2 separate regions of the Homo sapiens genome follow, and region 1 is linked to region 2. Evidence: chromatin contacts called from ENCODE Hi-C or POLR2A ChIA-PET data. All regions are on one chromosome and are shown on one strand. The core of a region is the stretch at or near the end of the contact, and the rest is flanking DNA. Distances in the headings are between cores, read along the strand shown.

What was found. A loop is a pair of places that touch in the nucleus more often than their neighbours do. ChIA-PET counts read pairs that join two places held with the same protein, here RNA polymerase II (POLR2A). Pooled maps may share reads with other maps.
Region 1: a loop to region 2 is called in a map of endothelial cell of umbilical vein, with 6 times the contacts of the local background. The contact joins two enhancer-like sites. A Hi-C loop is called at or near these places in 7 of 168 maps with a recorded cell type or tissue (Calu3, PC-3, PC-9 and 4 more) and 7 of 50 pooled maps. POLR2A ChIA-PET finds 5 or more read pairs at or near these places in 2 of 52 experiments (activated naive CD4-positive, alpha-beta T cell and endothelial cell of umbilical vein).

The regions. Positions count from the first base shown.
Region 1 is chr7:102,870,068-102,874,453 of GRCh38, forward strand. The region is part of intron 17 of FBXL13 (F-box and leucine rich repeat protein 13); the gene reads right to left. Among named protein-coding and RNA genes, the nearest start is that of LRRC17, 41 kb to the right of the region's middle. Within about 2 kb of position 2,469, at least 4 of the 41 ENCODE cell types and tissues checked have a DNase peak (open chromatin) inside an H3K27ac peak, as active enhancers do; they include ascending aorta and endothelial cell of umbilical vein, where a contact is called at or near this core.
Region 2 is chr7:102,991,628-102,995,955 of GRCh38, forward strand. The region is part of intron 7 of FBXL13 (F-box and leucine rich repeat protein 13); the gene reads right to left. Among named protein-coding and RNA genes, the nearest start is that of NFE4, 20 kb to the left of the region's middle. RefSeq lists enhancers at 1-1,088, 115-409. Within about 2 kb of position 1,949, at least 10 of the 41 ENCODE cell types and tissues checked have a DNase peak (open chromatin) inside an H3K27ac peak, as active enhancers do; they include ascending aorta and endothelial cell of umbilical vein, where a contact is called at or near this core.

The DNA of each region.
Region 1 (4,386 bases), core at 1,219-3,718, 120 kb before region 2:
ATAACACATACAATTAAAACTAACATGGAAACGGCATGCCAATATTCAATTAGAGTTCTTCTTTTTGCAATTCAATTTGAAAATAATCTGTATGCTATCAGTAATTTAAGACCCATTATTACTGTGATAATAGTAATAGGTAACACTGCTCTAGGGAACTATGCTGTAATGTGGCAGAGATAATATACAGCACATTAGGAACTCAACAACACTTATTTTTTAAAAATCTAGAGACATTAACCATCACCATATGATTTATGTTTTCTTAAAGAAAGAATGAATCCATAATACAAACCCATTGATATTGCCTTGAAATGATCTAGATTGAGAAGTGTGATTTTCTGATAATTATGGACAACATGATCAATATTTATAATAGAAAAAATAATGTCATAAATATAAAAATTGGCACTATTAACTTATGTCAAGATGCTTTTTTGTCATTATCATCAGTGATTACTTGCTCAGCATCTGCCCCTACCCAGGCACATGAAGAACGGAAGGAGTCGCAGACCCAGGCAGGAGGTGTAACATACAGAAAGGTCCTGAGGTAGGAAGGGATTTGGCTTGTTTGCAGAGCTAAGTGAAAGCAGTGTGGCTGAGGGAAAGGAAATGAGCAGAGCAGGGGCATGAGGTGGTCCTGGAGTGGTAGACAGGGGTTTCTTTAATTAACAGTAAATGTTCTTTCAAATTTTGGTCATAGCTGGGTGTAGTGGCACTTGCCTATAGTCCCAGCTACTCAGGAGGCTGAAGCAGGAGTATTGCTTCAGCCCAGGAGGTCGAGGCTGCAGTAAGTTTTGATGGTGCCACTGCATTCTAGCTTGGGGGACAGAGTGAGACCCTTTCTCTAAAAAAATTTTTCTTTCTTTAATTCTCATCTTTCTGTGATTTAATTTCTCAGTTTTATTAGACACTGTTGTTATTCCCATTACACTCCACACTTGACTACATCACCTGGTTCTCTTACAATCTTTTTGACCTTCTTTCTTTAGTCTCCTTCATGGATTCATCTTCTTCTTTCCACTCCTTAAACACTGATGTTCTGCTATGTTCTTCCTGGGAGTACATTTCTCCTCATGCCCCTATGCCCTCCTTGAGGATCTTGGCCACATTCACACCTCCATGAGAATGACTCCCCCATCTGCAGGTCCGGTAATCATTTCTCTCCCAATCCTTTGGCCTGAATATCCCACAGATTCTAACTCAATCTGATAAAACGAAAACCATCTTTCTCTCAAAACCTGTTATTTCTCCTATATTACCTATCTTTTTAGAGGTGGGACCTCCATCCTCCCAAAGCCAGATTTTAAAAAAAAAATTTTAATTTTTTTTTTTTAAGACAGGGTCTCACTTTGTCACCCAGGCTGGAGTGCAGTGGTACAATCTCGGCTCACTGCAGGCTTGACCTCCCGGGCTCAAGTGATCCTCCCACCTCAGCCCCCCAGGTAGCTGGGACTACATGCGCATGCCACCATGCCTGGCTAAATTTTTTTTTTCTGTATTTTTGTAGAGATGGGGTTGTGTCACGTTGGCCAAGCTGCTCTTGAACTCCTGAGCTCAAGTGATCTGCCCACCTCAGCCTCCCAAAATGCTAGGATTACAGGCGTAAGCCACCACACCTGGCCAATTTTTAATTTTTTTATTCCAAAGCCAGAACTTTTAAGTCAATTCTTATCCTCCCATCCCTCCACCGAGGTCCCCATTTTCCACAATAATCAATCACCAAGTTCTTTCGGTTTTAGCTACTAAACATTCTTTAATATGTCCTTTCCATGCTTGTTCTAGCCTCTGACCTAGTTCAAGAACTCCTCATCTCTTCCTTTAACTACTAAAATACCTCCTATTTCCCTCCCTGCCCCCAGTCCTTCTCCTTTTCAGTCTGTCCCCCAGAGAACAACTCAAATAATCTACCTAAAATGGAAGGCTGACTATGACTATGACTCCCCTACACATCACCCATTGGTTCAAGTCCAATCTCCTTGACACAGTATGACATTCCCTCCATGATATCTTTTTTATATAGTGTATTCTAGCAGGACTAAGCTACATCAAGTTCCTTGAACAAGGATACATTCACATGCTTCTGTGTTGGGCAGGCTGAATTAAGAGATCCTTTCCTCTCCTCACCTCTATCACTATGCCTGCCCCATCACATCTAAATTCCCCACACCCACCCTTCCAAATTGGGCTGCAGAAAATAGGTCTTACTCACATTTGTTAATCCTAGAGCCTAGCATTTTTTTCCTTCATTCAATGAGCAATTAATCTAGTGCCTACTACTTCCCAGGGTTCTGGGAAAACAACGTTTCAGTCTTCATGGATCTGATATTCTAGTGAGGGGACTCCAGGACCTACATAACAGGCGCTCAAGATCTTGTACTCATAATAAAAAATTCTGAAAATCAAGCAAATGAAAGAGTCTTTTTAAACCACTGTCTAAGCACACTGTCTGGGACACTGCCGTGACTCACTTTTCCTTTAAACAACAAATATGGCGGTGACTAAGGCAACTTAAGTAACAGACTGAACTGCCCTCACCATGGATCCTGTGGTCTTTAGCAAATGATAATCCAATTAACTAGCAGGAAATATTTTCCCACATACATGGAGATATAACCTCACATTCAAATAATCCTCTGGAGCAGGAAGGGAATGAATAATAGCCCATTTAAGTGAACATTTTGAAAAGCTGTAGAAGATTAAAGATTTCTAAAGATACCTTAAGATATTATCACATTAGTAAGCTATTTCTCCCACTTAGAAACCCTATCCTGTTTATATTAGAAGAGGCAAATTGACATATTTCCTCTTTCCCTAATATGTACTTGGTAGGTAACTTCCTAAACAACTTTTATTCATGGATGATACAATAAATGATTCACTATTTTCCACAAAAGGAATAACTGAGGAGAGTAAGATTATTATAAGAAACACAAATCTTGAAATAACTGTGTTCTCCTCTTTGCTTCCCCCATTTAAGTTAGCTCTCTCCAATAAACATCTTTCTGGATTTCTAAATGTCTGGATTTTTGCCTTTGCTGATCAACTTCTTCATGAGTTTTCATGATTTTTCAGAACACAGTGTCCCTTTAGCCTCTCCAACCCCAAAGAGCTCTTCTACTTTTGAGGTGTGAATTTCAATTAGTTTCCTGAGCAACATCTCTATAAAGCTGTCTTGCAAGTGAATCAAACTAAACATGTTCGTTTTCCCAACCTGCAGCAAACCTGCTCCCTGACTGTGTAAGGGACACAGCTCAGGAAGGCACACCATCCTTTATGCAGATGCTCAAGCCAAAAATCTGGTGCCATCCTTGATTCACTCCCTCTCTTCCTTATCCTCACATTCAGTTGAGCTCTATCTCATTGTTTCTTCTTCCTCAGTGTCTCCCAACTGTGCTGACTTTGCTACATGCTTACTGCCCTCTCCCTAACACAGGCGTTCATAACTTTTCACCTGGATGACTACTTGATAATTGGTCACTATGCATCTGTGATTCCCATATCTGTCTAGCAGATAGAAGTGAGCTTTTCGGAATATAAATCTGACCATGTTACTGTTCTAACTGACAATACTGAATGTCCTTCCACGGTCCAAAGAGCAGAGTTCAAATTCCTTAATGTGGCCTCTGGGCCCTCAGTGACCTGACCCCTGTCTACCTCTCAAACATCATCTCTCACCATACTTCTCGCCAATAAGCCATACCCAAATGTGTAGGTTTCTTGATATCTCACACTTTTAAACCTCCATGCCTTTGTGCAGGCTGCTTCTTTGGCTCACAGAACACCTTTCTTCTCTGGGAAAAGAATCTCTGAGCTAGGTTAGCTTTCCCCTCTCTGTTTTTCACACTCATCATACTTTGTAACCACTTGCCCTACTCCTGTCTTCCCACTAGAATGTAAGTACTAGGAAGAGGAATCATGTCTGTTTTGTTCATTCCAGTATTCTCAGCACTGAGCACAATGTAGTCAGAGTAAATACTTGTTAACTAAATGTGTAGTGTGATTCTAACTGAAAATTCACCATTAAGAATTGAGAATGAACATAATTATTAGAAAACATGGGAAATTTTCTCCCAAATGGCACAACTGGTCACATTTGATCTTTGGTGGGTATCTGTAACATTCCAGAGTTTAAATCCTGAATGTTACGTCTGTAGTCAAATTTGCACTTACTCAGACCTATAATCAATCAGGCTGGTGTTTAGCTGCCCAAGTTGACATCCGGGCTGACTCATTTTAACTTCACTGTTTGAGGTTAGCTTCCTCAGCTGTTGTAGCACTGTAATTGTCAATCATTTGCCTTTTAGTTCAGAGTTTAACTGACTTGGAGGAAGAAAACAACAGAAGACTTATTTTTTTCAATCTTTTAGCAGAAAACAATTAGTA
Region 2 (4,328 bases), core at 699-3,198:
TTTAATGTTACCTTGTAGTGCAATAAAAGGAGGGCTGTCTTTGGAACATAAAACACGGACTCTTGAGTTAATTGATAAATTGCTTCAATGCAAATCACAAGCCACCTGAAACAGATGGTAAACTGCTAAAATAAATTAGGTTCCACCAACCATTCCAATGGAACATTGTATGATATGGAAAGAAAAATACTTAACAAGACAGGAAGCATGAGTCAGGAATAAGTGGTGCGCAGTGTGAGTCATGCCTGTAAGATCAATAAAGAAGCTGGCTCTGCTCCTGACTGCATTACTTCTGAGCCTCCTACCCCTCCAGTCACCCAGTCTCAATGCTGCCCTATCACCCTCCTCACTCATTCTTTCACTCCAGATACTATGGGTCCCAGAATTCTGTTAATGCTTTGGTTCTCACATGGGTCCTTTTTTTTAATTTCCCACTGATACTATCCTAATGCTCTTAGAGAAATCTGTCTACCTCCAGACTTCATCCAACCCCCTTGACCCACCCAAGGCAGGGGGAGGGTGAGGGAAGAACAGTGAAGGGAGAAAAAGAACAGCTTTATAAGTCTGCCATCATGTTACTGGCTTGCAGTGGTCCCTCACTGCCTACTGGTTAAAACCCATCTCCTAAGTGGATACTCAAGGCCTCAACAACGCAGACCCAACCCACCTTTCCAAACACATCTTGTTACTGTCAACTTAAATTCTCTATCATCTCCTTTTTACAAATGAGACAATTTAGAAACAGAAACATTAAGCAGCATGCCCAGCCACAGCTGTCACACAGCTAGTGACAGAAGCGGCCACCCAGACTCCAGGGCACATTCTCCCCATTTCCATGTGGCTGCCTCTTACTGGGGTATAGTTTTTTGTCTTTCATATGCTAGATCATTTTGCAAGGGTGGTCCTGCTAAAATTAATAGAACTGCTTCTGCAATTTAAAAGTCATGAAAACTTTAGATCAAAATCACTTGTAAACTTTTTCCCTTTTTGGGAGGGGGATGGGGTCTCACTCTGTCACCCAGGCTGGAGTACAGTGGCACAGTCACAGCTCACTGCAGCCTCAACCTCTCCAGACTTAAGCAATCCTCCCACCTCAGCCCATCGAGTAGCTGGGACTACAAGACATACGCCAGCACATCTGGCTAATTTTTGTATTTTTCATAGAGACACAGTTTTGCCATGTTGCTCAGGTTTCTCTGGAACTTCTGGACCCCAGCGATCCACCTGCCTGTGCCTCCAAAAGTGCTGGGATTACAGGCATGAGCCACCACGCCCAGCCTGTAAACACTTTAACAGAGACAGCGATTAAGACTAAAGTGATGAAAGTGAGGTCTATGGGTAGAGCAATGTTCCACCAAAAATCAACTGTTCCCAAAGTGACTTCTAGATGTTTTGTTTCATTTGCTTTTTCACCCACACCACAACTTGAGCCAATATCCACATACTTCCTTGATAGAGCAATGTGGTTGTGGAACCTTTCCTTATCTGAAGTTCACACAGTACACAGCTATGAAACCTGGAACCACTGTCTGCATTGGTGAAATGAGGTCAGACTGACCCCTGAGGTTATCAAAACATAGATCTGAAAAGTCACTGGGAATATTCTTTTGTTTTACAAGTAATTCTAAGTAATTTAATCAAACAGGCCTGAACCATCTGGCTCTTTTACAACATGGTACTAGTTTTAATAGCTATCCATGTTTCTTTTCTTCCCCAAGTGAGAAAATGAGTCATCAACACAGTAAAATCTGAAGGTGATTTTATAACCGTTTGCAAGTCCACATGACATATATCTTTTACAAACAAGAAGTCATAGTTGTTTAAAATGAAGACAACCCTAAAGCAACACTTACATTATTAAACTAATCAAGTAATTTTACATTTTAAGAAACTGCATTACTTAACTATTTTAGAGTTTCCAAATTCATCAGCATAAGGCTTTTCTCTGTGTTGCTTGCCAAACTACACAGAAGGAAAAAAAAAAACCAAACTTGTATTTTCACGGAAAACAGTCTTTGCCAACCCTCCCACTAGCTCTAAGTTTGGCCAACAGTTTGACTGATAGTGTATGAGCCCTACCATCTGCTAACTAAGCAGCATTTCCTAACGGGTAAATGATACTAAGAAAAATGGTTGCAAAACAGAACCTGACTTGTTTTCATGAGTTGATGTAACTGAACCTAAAATGCAAGACTACAGTTTGTTATGTGTATTCTAAGAAAGTTCAAATTGTATCCCAATCCAAATTGCTGGTTTCAATTATTCCTTCAAAACATTAAACAGCCTGTATATAAAAAACCTCAATTTATTTAAAAAACTAACACTTCTAACCATTTTAAATAAGGTTCAGACCAAATTCACATCACATTTTTGTTTTCACACCTTTCCTTCTCAAGTCCCTGAGTTAGTGAACCAGATTAAATGCCATTTAAAAAGTATGATTTAAAAAATTAACTTTGCAAATCTATTATACATTAATAAGCATAACAAACCCAACCATTCAAGATATTAGTCTTAGAATAATTAACTTATATGTTTATATGCTATTATATAAATCTACTCTTATTACTTGTGCATTTTTAATGAACATTCTGCACATTATTTGGGGAAATTTTGAGGATATCTATAAAAATAATACTGGCTTTTTTTTCTGTCATATCAAGATTTAGTAACTTTAAAAAAGTTACCCTTGTTTTTTTAAGGACAGGACAACTAAACAGATGTATAATATTCTTAATTATTGCTTTTTGTCTCATGAAATATTAATATATATTCTATTTCTTTAGAATTCTCCAAGAGGAAAAAAAAAAGATATAGAGGCTATAAGCTTAGCCAAGGACACAGAAAAACCAGGTCCTGCCCTCAGTTTTGTAGTTGTCTGACTTTGGGGATGTGAAAAAAGTTATCTGAAAAGGAATTTCGAGAAGAGAGACTTTATTCCAGTGAACAGTTTCCAAACGGGGAAGACAAACCCTTCAGTGGAAACAAAAGATACATTAAAGAAAAAAGGAGGGTTTCGCTTTTATAGTTAAAATTCCCACCCAGCTTTCCACTCAGGTCCTCTTATGCAAATACAGAATTCAAACTGGCTTAGTTCTGATTGGTTGACACTTGCAGAGTTCTGATTGGTCAATGCTGCTGGCTTCTGATTGGTCAGTGCAGGCTACACTCTATTGGTTGGTTCAGGCCACGTGGACAGAAACTGTTAGCTATGACAACCCCAAAGTTAAGCAGATGTGTAGGTTTTCTGGGAACTCAGAGTATGTGTGTGAGCTCTAGTCAGCAAATGGCCACCTGACTCTATTTTAAATTTCAGCCCAGTTAGGTACTCAAAACTCATCTTGAGAGATTGGCTCTTTCAGATTCGCACATAAAATTTCTCAGATCCACAGCTGTCCCTCTTGTAAAAGGTAAAAGCTTAGCACAAACATCTCTAAGCTGTCTTCTAGCTTGATCATGCTATGGTTTGAGCACTCTGGTAGACTTTATAAATCTGGGCCCCAAAGGGCTCTACTTTATTTCCCATGAGCATGGGGGAAGCTGGGGTGAGAGAAGGCATTAAAAGCATAGTCAGCCAGGCACGGTGGCCCACGCCTGTAATCCCAGCACTTTGGGAGGCCAAGGCGGGCAGATCACGAGGTCAGGAGATCGAGACCATTATGGCTAACATGGTGAAACCCCATCTCTACTAAAAATACAAAAAATTAGCTGGGCGTGGTGGTGGGTGCCTGTAGTCCCAACTACTCGGGAGGCTGAGGCAGGAGAATGGCGTGAACTCGGGAGGCGGAGCTTGCAGTGAGCTGAGATCGCACCACTGCACTCCAGCCTGGATGACAGCGAGACTCCATCTCAAAAAAAAAAAAAAAAAAAAAAAAAATAGGCCGGGCACAGTGGCTCACGCCTGTAATCCCAGCACTTTGGGAGGCGGAGGCAGACGGATCACAAGGTCAAGAAATTGAGACCAACCTGGCCAACATGGTGAAACACTGTCTCTACTAAGAATACAAAAATTAGCCAGGCGTGGTGGTGTGCACCTGTAGTTCCAGCTACTTGGGAGTCTGAGGCAGGAGAATCGCTTGATCCCGGGACGTGGAGGTTGCAGTGAGCTGAGATGGCGCCACTGCACTCCAGCCTGGTGACAGAGCAAGACTCTGTCTAAATAAATAAATAAATAAATAAATAAATAAATAAAGGCATAGTCATAAACCATAACACCATACAGAAAGTAATCTTTAAAATGCAAAAACTGGCAATGATTTCTACTGTCCTGAGCAACATTCCCCAATTATTCTACACATTTCCCATATTCTGAAATGGTTTTCCCAAAG